Linked DNA regions of Homo sapiens: region 1 is linked to region 2. Evidence: chromatin loops called from intact Hi-C (ENCODE). Cell type or tissue: HepG2. All regions are shown on one strand. Links, peaks and the distances in the headings refer to the core of each region. The heading gives the core; the rest is flanking DNA.

Region 1 (6,872 bases), core at 699-5,698, 310 kb before region 2:
TACCTACATTTCTACAGTCCTTTTTTATCAACCACCTCTTTGATACATTATCACCTGTAATCCTGTAATTATTAAAACAAAAAATAGATGCCTCCAGTGTAAGCAATACATCACCAGAGAGACTTAATAAATTAGATGATGACATTTGAAGTAGTTGACATTTTCCCAATTTAAGCCAATGTGCAAATAAATTGTTCACTAATCCTCAGTAGGTGGAATATGCTTGACACTACCAATCCCTGTATCAGATCAACACTGAATAACCCAGGAATCTCTAGCTAAATAAACCATGTTTCAAACATAGACATAGAGTTTCATGAGAAAGCAAAAAGTTCCAGAACCACAGAGAAGCACAGGAAAACTCAGCAATGGACTCAAGAAAATCTAAATCTAAACTGCTTAATAAAAACCACATTCCAATGCCAAAATGAAGAGAGCTATAGGTATGGCTTTGCCAACAACTTTCAAAGGGTAGGACAATTTACAAATGTTTTGTACTTAAAAACTATATTTCATATAATTTGTTAAAAGATGACCTATTTAGTAATTTTATTAAGGCAATAAAAGATTCTTTACAGCTCAAATAAGAACTTTACATCTTACTCCTATAGTGGATCTTAAGGCACCCTTCCCACTAAAGACAATTTTTAAAACTGTAAAGATCAAGTATGTTTTCTATGTAAATTCTAACAGGTTTCTCTTTATATTGGCCAACACAAAGAACAAAAAGAAAAGAAAAGAAGAAAAGCTTCTTAGGAGCCTCTAAAGTGAAGCATATGGAAGGTCAATAGGTGATTACACATAAATCGCTACATCATGGCTTATTCATTACTAAAATGAGGAGTTTCTGGCATGGGGAGAAAAGTTTATTTGTTGTAAGCCCATTCTGACTCAAAGAAAGATCCAACTTATTTCTTGTGAAAGAAATATACACAATTCTCCTTTTCATAACCCTTCTAACTTGGGATTTAGAATTCAAAAATAAAATAGCTTCAAGACCCTAATCGTGATCTGAGTTTTCAATTCATTGTCTTCTACCACTGAAGTTCCATTAGGGAGAGACCAGTCCATACATTTCGACTTTCAAGTTAACATCAGCCTGCAGCAAAGTGTGTCAGCTGGTAGCTATTTAAGGTAATATACAGCCCTAAAGGGCAAAAAGTTCAATCTAAGGATGGAGGCCTGAGTCCCCTGATGAAAGGGAAAACTCTCCTTTTATCCCAGGAAGTTCAGGCACTATGCTTTGTACGCAAAGAATTATTTTTAATGTTTGTCTCTTCAGTATAATGCCATCTACTTTGATAATTTTACAGGTGGTCATGGAGAAATAAAAATTAGGATTCATAAGAAAAAGATTCAATACTTAATATATTTTCTATAACACATAACCAAAAGATTCCAATAGACATTCAAAGAGGCTCAAAGAGCTTTTTCTTCTTCAGGAAAATGGGTGGGTGGGGTAGGGGTTCAGGAAGAGAAATACCAGCTGATTTGCTTCTGAATTAGCCAACCAGGTGCAGGAGTCAGCCTTCAGCAACCTTCTAAATATTTAACAATTCAGACGGCACTTTATTAGGTGACTAAAAATAATGCCAAGACAAGTTAATGCTTCCAAACCATATTCTTCCTAAAAAATATGCAGCATCAGACAAGAGGGAAACAATCTCAGGAGGCCAAGCCTCAAATTCCAGATGTCTACTGACAGCACAAGCCTGTAGCATATGCAACTAAATCCACAGGGCTCTGGGAAAAAGGCTCTTAAAGGTTTTCAAAAGGTTTTATAAAGGTTTCTCCAGTTTTCTTCAGCTATGTAGATTTAGTAAATTGAAGCCAAAATTAAAATACAAATTTTAATAACAGCAACTAAAATGTCAAAACAAATCAAAATTGAAAGCGCCGTTTTCAGTCACAAGTAAAAAGCTGGTACTTTCCCCAGGAGGGCATTGTTACTATAATCTGAATACATATTTAAGGAACTGAACATTGGGTAAACACAGAGGAAGTTCAAACTAACCCCACGCGATCAGCTATACTTTTGTGTATAATACTAAGCAGTGGGATTTCTCTCATGCTTGGAGGCTAATCCATTCATTGTGGAGCTACTGCTTCAACTCTGAACCATGTCCCTGTCATCTTCTTACTTAGGAACCCATTCTGCATTCTCTGCAAAATCACACTCTAAACCTACTTCAACTCCCTAATCATGATCCATCTTCACTAATATCACCAATAACCAGTTAATACTTAACCACATGAACCACTCACACTTACAACTATGGTTTCCCACAAAAAGTCACACACCACAATCACACATTTTCTCCCCTCCAGTCATATTTACTTTCTGTACCGTTATCTCTCTTCCTTCAGATGTTTGCTCTGAGCAATGAGTTCTACATAGACGGTGAACACAGACAATGTATTATGCACCTTTCATGGAAATCAGTAGGCTGATTACAAAATGAAGAATTCCTTTACTTTAAGTCATTACATTTCCTAGAGATTATTAGAATCTGCCAAATTTGAGGGTAAGGGATAATTTAACAATGCCCATCAAATGTTAAAATGCATATAACTTTTGACTCAGAAATTCTATCACTAGGAATTTGCAAACATGTGTACAGACATATGTACAAGGATGCTCAATAAGTCCTACTTGACTTATTGAGCTGAAAACAATCTATATGTCCATGAAAAGGTAACTGGGTAAACAAGTTATGGCAGACTCACATAATGAAATGCTGTACAACTATGGAAAAGAGAGATAATTTCTTTTTTTTTTTTTTTTAAGATGGAGTCTCGCTCTGTCGCCCAGGCTGGAGTGCAGTGGCGTGATCTCCGCTCACTGCAAGCTCTGCCTCCCGGGTTCACACCATTCTCCTGCCTCAGCCTCCCAAGTAGCTGGGACTACAGGCGCCTGCCACCACATCTGGCTAATTTTTTGTATTTTTTAGTAGAGATGGGATTTCACCATATTTGACAGGATGGTCTCAATCTCCTGACCTCGTGATCCACTTGCCTCAGCCTCCCAAAGTGCTAGGATTACAGGCGTGAGCCACCGTGCCTGGCCAAGAGGGAGATAATTTCTAAGAGCAAATAATTAACCTCTAATATGTATGCACGTACATATCCTATGTATACGCCAAAAAGGGGGGGAGTGATATGTAGTTATGTACAGGTACAATCTATGAGATACAGATAATATTTCTGTAAAGATCTATAATACAGCAATAATGGCGACCTGGAAGGGAGGGACTGGAGAGCTGAGTGTCTAGAATGAAACATTTCAATGTTCAATCTTTTATACTGTGTGAAAATTTCACCACAGCCTGTGTTTCTATTTTCATACAAAATTAAATCATTAGATAGAAAATACCCAAGTAAAACACATTTACCTTCCTGAGTAGATACCTATTCCAAAAAGGGTGGCATCATTATATTTGAAAGCTAATGCTACTGGAGACAATTATTTTTGCCTTTAAAAGTTTCAGAAGTTTTGAGGTGCCAGATGGTCTAACACTACCAAACCAGCCCTCAATAGAAACAAGCTTTCTGCAGCAGTGGGCTGGTCAATGGTAAGCTTTTCTAAGGGACAGACAGAACAAAGCCTTTTTGTTGTCATAAGTTACTTTATAACTAGTAACTCCTGCTTACTTAAAGGACAACTTTGTGTCTAAACAGGCATTATATAACTCGAGCTATTCTCTTCCCAAGGAAACGAGTATCCCTATTGTCATCTAATACTGTGATACTACGGTCTAAAGTTTTTTGGAATGTTTATAAAAATCCATTGATAACGCTTGAAAATGAATGTCTGGCCTGATTTGTCCAGGCAATTGAAGCATCGCTTTATCTTTCAAGTAGGTTTAAGTGATCCCACCTAGACTGTGGCAGAGTGAAAGCGCCAGAGTCTACTAGTGTCTAAAGAGATGCTGCAATGTGAATAGCACCTTCGTACATGGATCTAAGTTGCAGAAGTGAAAAAGAAAATTATAGTTTAATCGTGAGGGCAGGTCTTTCCCGTGATTTTCTTGTGATAGTGATTAAGTCTTATTCCCTGGACCCTGTTTGTCAGGTTCAGAGACAGGAGGCTTTATGTGCCATGAAGGTTACTGTAACAAAATATTAAAGGAAATGAACGTCCACAGGTGAAGCACCATCTGACACTGACATCAGCCACATTCTTGTTTAGGGATAAGTTAAGCCACAGTAGAAGGGACTTTGCAATGTCTTGTCATCTCAAGCTCTGCATTTGAAATTGCTAAACAAAGGAATTTAAAGTACAATTTCCATCTAGAATTTAATCTGGAGAGTGTTTTAACTTTAAAATCAGAATATGGAATAATTAGGAAGTAAAAGAGCCTTTAAAAGTACAACACAATGGGGACTCAGGGGAAAGTGTGGGAGGGGGGTGAGGGATAAAAGACTACACATTGGATACAGTGTACACTGCTCAGGTGATGGGTGCACCAAAATTTCAGAAATCCCCACTAAAGAACTTATTCATGTAACCAAACACCACTTGCCCCCCAAAAACCTATTGAAATAAAAAAAAATACTGTAAAGAAAATAAAAAGGCAAGACACAAACTGGAAGAAGATATTTACAACACGCAAACTGACAACACTACACATTGGTATAGAAAAGACTATATGTAGTTCAGGATGATAAGAACTTAAGTCATCAGAACATAACTTCCTCACTAAAAATTGAGTCAGATCATTCTACTACTATGATAGTCTGAAAAGCAATACAGAAAATGTTTTAATTGTATGAGAAAATATTCATTGATGTTACATGTAAACTAGATTACTTATCTGTATTATTTCATCCTGGCCCTATAGTATATATTTCATGGGATAAAAAAGAAAGAATAACACTCTCGAAATCAAACGACCTGTGTCATGATTTCCTTTATGACACTTATCTAGCTGCTTGACCCTGGAACTCTTGTCTGAACCTTGATTTTTCTGTGTAGAATATTCCTCTAACACTTGAGCAAACACTCTTATCAAGAAAGACATTCACTAGTACTATATAATTGCGCATTTGTTTCAACACAAATTTATTGAGATTTAGATAGTTTTAGTTACAGGACAATTAAGACTTTCTTATTATTATATGTATACCAGAAATGCCTGCATTGACTTTTTCAGAGGTGAGGGTTCCACTAGTTTTCATATATATCAAAAAAATTGATAAAAACTCTAAAAATATATTATTATAGTATTATTATTTCGGTTGGTTTAACAGCAAAAACCGTGATTACTTTTGCACAAACCTAATATTTTGAGAGAAGCTAAGTGTATGATATTTTAAAATATTTCTTCATTTTTTACCACAAAGAAAACTTGTTATGAGTTAACACTGGTTATTATTAACAATAAAATTTTAAAATAAAATATAAATAGGTTACATAAAGATTTATCAATGACCAGTAATTATTATTATTATTATTATTATTTGAGACAGAGTCTTGCTCTGTCGCTCAGGCTGGAGTGCAGTAGCGCAGTCTGGGCCCACTGCAACCTCCGTCTCCTGGGTTCAAGCGATTCTCCTGTCTCAGCCTCCTGAGTAGCTGGGATTACAGGCTCGTGCCACCACACCTGGCTAATTTTCGTATTTTTAGTAGAGACAGAGTTTCACCATGTTGGTCAGGCTGGTCTCAAACTCCTGACCTTGTGATCTGCCCGCCTTGGCCTCCTAAAGTGCTAGGGTTACAGGCGTGAGCCACGGCGCCCGGCCTATGACCAGTAATTATTAAAAGCCAGATTGAATAATAAAATATTCATCACATCAGTGAAGCCATTCCTAAAATAGCAATGCTCTATTGTATTCATTGACGTATCCCCAGAAATTACAACAGTCTCTACCATATAGTAGACAACCAAAAGTCGTTATTGAATTACTAAATTATCTCATACATATCATCTCAAACAACTTTGAAACTTTAAAACAAGTTGGAATCACCAATTAATACACCCACATATACACACTACTTAAATATCAAAATATCTTAATATTTTTTGATATTTCTTGCTTCTTTTCTCTTCCACCTCCTGATATGGTTTGGCTGTGTCCCACCCAAATGTCAACTTGAACTGTAGCTCCCATAATTCCCACGTGTTGTGGGAGGGACTTGGTGGGAGGTAATTAAATCATGAAGGTGGGTCTTTCCCATGCTGTTCTCCTGATAGTGAATAAGTCTGATGAGATCTGATGGTTTTATAAAGGGGAGTTCTTCTGCACAAGCTCTCTTGCCTGCCACCATGTAAGATGTGCCTTTGTTTCTCCTTTGCCTTCTGCCATGATTGTGAGGCCTCCACAGCCATGTGGAACTGTAAGTCCATTAAACCTCTTTTTTTTAAATAAATTACCCAGTCTTAGGTATGTCTGTCTTTATTAGCAGCATGAGAATGAGCTAATACATCTCCTCACAGGATTTCTTCACGTCATCATTCCTGAATCCAGTCTCTCTGTATTCTCCAGTTCTGTATGCTGCATGACAAACCTAACTGAATTTGAAAACTAATGAAAAAGTTACTTCCTTTAGCTCACCTTCTATTTCCTCATTAAAGCTAGTATACTAGTAGCTAATTTAAAATAAAAAATAAATATGACAGTTTTTAGAACACTTATACAAAATGCTTATACCTTGCAAGTTCTGTTTATGCTCCATCGAAAACACTTAACATTAAAAAAAAAGAAGTTCCCTTTAAGTTCCCGGCTTACAGATTTAAAATTCAAACATTCTTTATACTGTCGTATCATTCCCTGTTTCTTTAATGATTCTCCATATTCCAACCCCCAAATAACTAAACTGTGATGCAGTGCTGTCCAATAGAACTTTCTGTGATAATGAAAATATTCCATCT
Region 2 (6,872 bases), core at 706-5,705:
ATATTATTGTTAGCATCTAGTGAAAATGATGATACAGCTGGATAAAGATAGAGATCGATAGATAGATAGATGATAGATAGATAGATAGATAGATAGATAGATGATACATAGATAGACAGAGAGATAGTGATAGAGATAGAGATCTATTTTTTTTTTAAACAGAGTCTCGCCCTGATGCCCGGGCTGAAGTGCAGTGGCGCAATCTCAGCTCACTGCAACCCCCGCCTCCCGGGTTCAAGCGATTCTCTTGCCTCAGCCTCCCAAGTAGCTGGGATTTCAGGCACCCACCACCACACCCAGCTAATTTTTGTATTTTTAGTAGAGACGATGTTTCACCACATTGGCCAGGCTCCTGGCCTGAACTCCTGACCTCAGGTGATCTGCCCGCCTCGGGCTCCCAAAGTGCTGGGATTACAAGCATGAGCCATTGTGCCTGGCTGAAAATATTATTTTTAACATTAAATTTAATGTCCTTATTTCTAACAAGATGACTAAAGAGCCTACACTATGGACACACACAAAAAAATCAGTTCAATAGCAACTGATGAGAGGAGAATCTAGGCCCTTGTGAAATTGGAAATCATGTACACATTGGTTTTCTATTTTTATTAAAATAACATGCACTGAAATACATTTTAATTTTAAAAATGCTATTTTCCTAAAGCCTTTTGATTGGTCATAGGGCAGGAAAGAATGTTATCTAAATGAACCAGAACTCAACCAGCACAGCATTTAAATATATTTAACACTGTAGCTACTCATTTAAAAGCCTGCTTTTTTATTTTATTTTTTTTTTTTTTGAGACAGAGTTTTGCTCTTTCACCCAGGCTGGAGTGCAATGGTGTGATCTTGGCTCACTGCAACCTCCACCTCCCAGGTTCAAGTGATTCTCCTGCCTCAGCCTCCCAAGTAGCTGGGATTACAGGCACGTGCCACCACGCCCGACTAATTTTTGTATTTTTAGTAGAGACAAGGTTTTACCATGTTGGCCAGGCTGGTCTAGAACTCCTGACCTCAGGTGATCCGCCTGCCTTGGCCTCCTAAAGTGCTGGGATTACAGGCGTGAGCCACCGCCCCCGGCCAAAGCCTGCTTATTATTTAAAGGTTTGTTTGTACTTTTCTTCTAGCTGTCTTCTGATTTCAATCATTAAGGTTACCCTAGACCCTTTGTAGCAAGACCCTTTGATGAAGACTAGCTGACCACAGAGACTCTTAATGGTGGGGAAAGAGAGAGGATTTAGTGACAATCAAAGGAAATCTTCGAAAGGCCACAAGCCTGCAATTGCTGCCCCTATGCAGGTTTTTGAGACAAGGTATCCCTCTGTTGTCCAAACTGGAATGCAGCGGCATGATCGTGGCTCACTAGTCTCAAACTCCTAGGTTCAAGCTATCCTCCCACCTCAGTCTCCTAAGTAGCTGGGACCACAGGCACATGCCACCATGCCTGGCTGATTTTTAAATTTTTTGTAGAGATGGAATCTCCCTGTGTTGCCCAGAGTGGTCTCGAACTCCAGGCCTCAAGTGATCCTCATGCCGCAGCCTCCCAAAGTGCTTGGATTACAGGTATGAGCCATTGTGCCTGGCCCGCGTGGAGTTTTAATTCAGGTCCCTGAGAGGTATTTTGATGTTGTGTTGGGATCACATGGTTATTTAAGAAAGAAGTAACAGTTAATGATGAGAATTGTAGCACACCAGTCTCCTATGCCACTTGTTCAAGAAACCCAATTCACTAAGAAAATATGGGCTGCTCCAATCATTTTGGTTTGAATTTGCTCTGCAGAGACAACGCTACAACCCCTTACCACCTCATTCACTGAAGCTAAGAAGGAAAACATTAAGAGGGAAAGAGTAATTCCACAAGAAAGGAAAACATTGAAAAAGAAAACCAACCAGTCTCAAAGTTTTTTCATAGTGACAACATTCATGCATGATATGTATGATCGAATAAAACACATCACTTGGGGTTTTTCCCCTCCAAAAGCTCATACAACCAGTACACACATGTATACATTAAACAAGATATGAACATCTAAACTGATCAGAAAAACTAAGTCACCCCGGAAGTAAACTTCAGCGAGAGAAAAGTGCACGACACTTTCCCTGCATGAAGTTATGCATATGCATGTCTCATAGACAAGCCTGCACTGAAACAGAAACCCCAGCACTCATACTGTCCCCCAAAGTACAAACGTTTTATTCTCCCCTTTCTCAGGTCAAAACTAAATATTTCAAGAAGTAAAATGCCTTTTTAGCCAACAGAGTAAATCAAATACAATATGGGATGAGGTCTACCAATACTCAACACCACAAAGGAGGCTTCTTCTCTAGATGGCAGTAAACAGCACAGAGTAAGCTATTTTGAAAATACAGGGAGGTAAAGTGAAGCATATTTGCTACCACAAATATAGGGATCCTGGAAGGCTTCTTCCAAAGAAACTAATAACTCTGGTGAATTATCACTTCCTGAAGAGAAGTGTGAAGCAGACAGCGTTGGTCTCTACTCTTGAGGGTCCACAACAGACGTGGCAGCAGGAAAGACAGGCTGTCTGTTCCCGTCACCAGCCTGGTCCTAAGCTTTGTTACTTAACAAAACTGAATGAAAGAACCCTGTCTTCATAGACGTTTCTTAAGAAAACCTCACTGGCTGGGAGTCGTGCAAGTTGACAAACTTACCTGGTAATCGCTTGCAAGCCTGGAGAGCTACATGCCCTGGCAAATCCAATCTGCACTTTTTCCAATGAAACGTGGTGGCTGCCAGGCCGCTCATCACCTACATCTGCTTAGATGATGAGGAAAAAGATGTGGAGGAAGTGGACAACAAAAGCAGCCTTCGAACTGCACACTGGGATGTCCTGTGTTATTTTGGGTTTTTTTTTTTTTTTTTTTTGGTGGCTTTTATTTTTCCCATGAGAGGATCTGACTAAACCTAACCCCACCTCCTCTAAACACCAGAGAGGAAGTTACACTTTGTAGTCAGTGAAAACTCCTTAGGCAGGTTTTTTGTTTTTTTAATAGTCACAACTAAGGGCCTCTATTCATGTTCCTATGACAGAGATTATAACTTTGCTTCCTGTTTTGACAGTATCAGCTGGGAAGGGGCACTCCACCCACCTCCCTACCCACTGCGTAGATAAATAAAGATGTTAGAAGGCGTTTGCCCTGGGTATACAACTGGCCTTAGGAGTTTCGTTACATATTAACTATACTTCAAAGAATAAATTGGACTTATTATTTCACTATAGTAGTTATACACACCTTGGGGAAGTAAAACTGAAAAGGATTTCTTCTTCATCCCTTAGAATTCGCTACTAGGGAAAAAATAAACTTAACCATATGCAGCTATAAGAGAAGAGGCCACCATTTAGACAAATTTTTCCAGCCTATTCTCTTTTGTGGTCACCTTGCTCTCTTTATTATCATTATTTTTTTTTCACTCGTCACCCAGGCTGGAGTGCAATGGCATGATCTCAGCTCACTGCAACCTCCGCCTCCTGGGTTCAAGTCATTCTTGTGCCTCAGCCTCCCAAGTAGCTGGGATTACAGGTGCCCACCACCATGCCCGGCTATTGTGTGTGTGTGTGTGTGTGTGTGTGTGTGTGTGTGTGTGTGTGTGTTTAGTAGAGACGGGATTTCACCATGTTGGTCAGGCTGGTCTCGAACTCCTGCTGTCACTTCTGCATGTGTCCACCACATACATGCAAAAAGCAAGGAAAATCATTATTCATATGATCACATCTACTTTCTAGTCCTTCTCTCATTCTTTTTCTTGCTTGTTGTGAAATAGAAATCTTCTACTTATTAGCAAAGACTTTTCATAGAATATGTATCTTTGTCAGGATACACACAGGTTTGAATTCAAAGGTGTCTCTCATCCTGCTACTGTACTATGATACAGAAAAGAGAAACTAACAGTACCTCCCCTATGCTCCTCCTCCTCATCTCTGCATTTTCCTTAGACTAGTAGCTGTATGACTCTGGCAAAATACTCTCTCTCTCTCTCTAAGCCTCAGTCTCCAAATCTGTAAAATGGACGGGCTGACTTCACCTGTCTTCTAGGACTGTCACAGGGAGGGAGACCGGGAAAAGCACAGTGATACAGATGATGTCCCATAGTCAATACCCATTGATCTTTTTTTGCATCAAACTTTATTGATATATAATTCATATATTATACAATTAGCTCATTTACACTGTATAATTTAATGATTTTTAGTATTGTCAAAGAATTCTACAACCATCACCACAATCGACCCCCATCCCTTAGCCCAAGGCAACCACTAAAATCTACTTCCAGTCTCTATAGAGTTACCTATTCTGTACATTTCATATAAAAGAAATCATACAGTATATGGTTTTTTGTGACTAGCTTATTTCACTTAGCATAATGCTTTTGAAGTCCATGCATGTTGTATTATGTATGGGTATTTCATTTATTTTTAAAATATTCCATTGTATTGATAGACCATATTTTATTATGTATTTATCAGTTCATGAACATTTGGGTTGTTTTTATCTTTCAGCTAATATCAATAATTCTGCTATGAGCATTTGTGTACACGTTTTTGATGTGGGCATACATTTTCATGTCTCTTGGGTGTGGCGGGTGTGTGTGTGTGTGTGTGTGTGTGTGTGTGTATGTGTGTACCCAGAAGTAGAATTGCTGAGTCATATGGCAACCCTATGCTTAACCTTTGGAAGAACTGCCAGACAGCTTTCCAAAGTTGCATCCTTTTACATTCCCACTAGCAGTGTATGTGGATACCCATTTCTCCACATCCTCACCAATATTTGTTATTATTTGTCTTTTTTATTATTGCCATCCTGCTGGGTATGAAGTGACATTTCACTGTGGTTTGATTTGCATTTCCTTAATGGCTATCGAAACCCATCTTTTATCCATAGCCCAAAAATGTCATTTCTAGAATCAGGACTAAATATTCAAAATACAGAACAGCCAGTGAGGCGTGGGCACCACCTAGTCAGAACGGATACTGGCTACAATGCTGAAGTGAGGTCCTGAAGGTGTCCATCTTTAACAGTGGCTATTTTCCAATAGGAATCAAAGACTTTCAACATTGTTCCTGGTACAGCTGTATGGGTTCATACCAGCTAAATATTGCTGGCCTTCATACTTCTATCTATAGTAAGAGGCTGTGAAAGAAGTTGGCCCTGCTTCCTCTACCAAAGGGTTCTTCTGAAAACTGGTAAGGAAATGAAATTCTGAATGTAAATATGACATTTCAATCTTTACAAATCAGTTCTTTCCACCTGTCTTTATGTGTCTTCCTCTGAAATAGAAACAGGCACAATAAAAGCAGCCTTTTGTCAGTAAATAGTCATAACTGTTTATAGGAAGAATTGTTAGACCAGATGTGATTTAAGATTAAGGATCTCAAATTTTGAAGGTAGCCAAGGAAGACAAGTTAAAATTTAGACACTAGCAACAATTTCTCCTTCCCTCTCAAAAGTGCAGTACTGGGAGAATAGTAATTATTCAAACAAATCAACATCAAAGAGATCTTTTTTTTTCAGACCTTACTGTGTTTGAGCAAATTCATGTACAATGATGTTAATTACCTTTTTCCTAAAACATTCTATCTTAGGATTTATTTTTTGATCCCCCCAAAACTAAACAGAACAAAAACTATACAAAGTACAACAAAGAAAATATCAGAAGGCTATTAACTTTAAAAAATAAAAACTTTTTTCCTTATTTTTTGATGTAAGGCCTTGGGCCTTGCAACATGTATTAATAATATGACTCATCCATCTTCTAAAAAATTTCCCATGTCCCAAGGCTATACTCTGTAATCCATTGTCTTATTTATTTCTTGCCGTGGAGCTGACTATGAAATTGACCGTTGAACTTTCATATGTCAAATAGAACTTTCCATAGTGGGAAACTTCTAAAACATTCATATTAAGCTAAGTGGAAATATCATGATAGCTCAGGAGCAAACAAGGTCTGTAACAGCCAATATAACTTCCAAACTAGATTCTATGTAGGAAAAGCAAACCATTGAACACACACAAGTGCAAAGGCTTCATTGAAGTTTCTGTAAACACTTGATGGTGAGGAAAATCAGAAGCTAAAATCAGTTTATCTGAAGATTCTTCTAAAAAGATCAATAGGGGGGCGCTTTTGAAAACTGTTGTGCAATGTCAGGACCCACTCTATTCACAGATCCATTCTTCTGCTAGATTACACGGTGGCCTCATTTTCTAGTTCTTGTGAAATCAATAGACCATTTATGTTGCAAGTATCTGTCTAGGGTATGCGCTTTCTTATTCAATCTAGTGTTGACAGCAGTAATCAAATTTTGTTCATACCACTAGCTCTATTATAGCTCAATAGCAACTGGCTGCCAGCCTAGGTCTACTCTCATCAAAAAAGGAAAGAAAGAATTGGAGTGGAGAGAGAATTACAGAACAAATTAGCTGAAACTACAGGAGGTAATGTTGAAGTTAGAGAGGGAAGCAAAGGAATTCAGAAACTAATCCTCTCTCCACGGAGGAAATATACACCCAGCAGCATCAGCCCCACAAAATCCAGGCAAGCTGACCTTGGCCATGAAGGGTACACATCTTCTTCATTCTTCCCTGTTATCTGTAAACCTTCTTGGCTTTGAACATCATATTATAACTGTCAGTCCTAACTAATACAACTATACCTCGCCCTGCAGAGCTACCAACAAGAACTAGAGCCAAACCACACCCTCCAACACCAGGGAGACTAAATGCAAAGGACAAGTTATGGCACTTCCCATGAGCTCTCCATTTTATAACTCTTCTTTTTTTTTCTCTTGAGACGCAGTCGCAGTCTTGTTATGTCGCCCAGGCTGGAGTGCAGTGGTGTGATCTCAGCTCACTGC

Evidence for each region. Hi-C counts contacts between places; a loop is a spot of excess contacts. Peaks named below come from ENCODE experiments on the same cell type or tissue, not always from the same donor. Only the 100,000 strongest peaks of a DNase experiment are listed, where the experiment ranks them.
Region 1: it touches region 2 in a loop (38-fold over the local background); 1 of 110 quality-filtered maps calls a loop at or near these places.

The regions. Positions count from the first base shown.
Region 1 is chr6:144,649,499-144,656,370 of GRCh38, reverse strand. All of the region lies in intron 51 of UTRN (utrophin), which reads right to left. Among named protein-coding and RNA genes, the nearest start is that of SNORA98, 250 kb to the right of the region's middle. RefSeq lists a silencer at 2,224-2,518. In HepG2, for the core only: no CTCF peak of the experiment used is centred there; DNase peaks (open chromatin) are centred at 2,360 and 3,620; H3K4me3 peaks cover 1,886 bases.
Region 2 is chr6:144,340,106-144,346,977 of GRCh38, reverse strand. The region is part of intron 2 of UTRN (utrophin); the gene reads right to left. Among named protein-coding and RNA genes, the nearest start is that of UTRN, 58 kb to the right of the region's middle. RefSeq lists enhancers at 943-1,443, 1,444-1,944, 4,798-4,857, 4,878-5,017, 5,038-5,217. In HepG2, for the core only: no CTCF peak of the experiment used is centred there; DNase peaks (open chromatin) are centred at 3,117 and 4,687; H3K4me3 peaks cover 393 bases.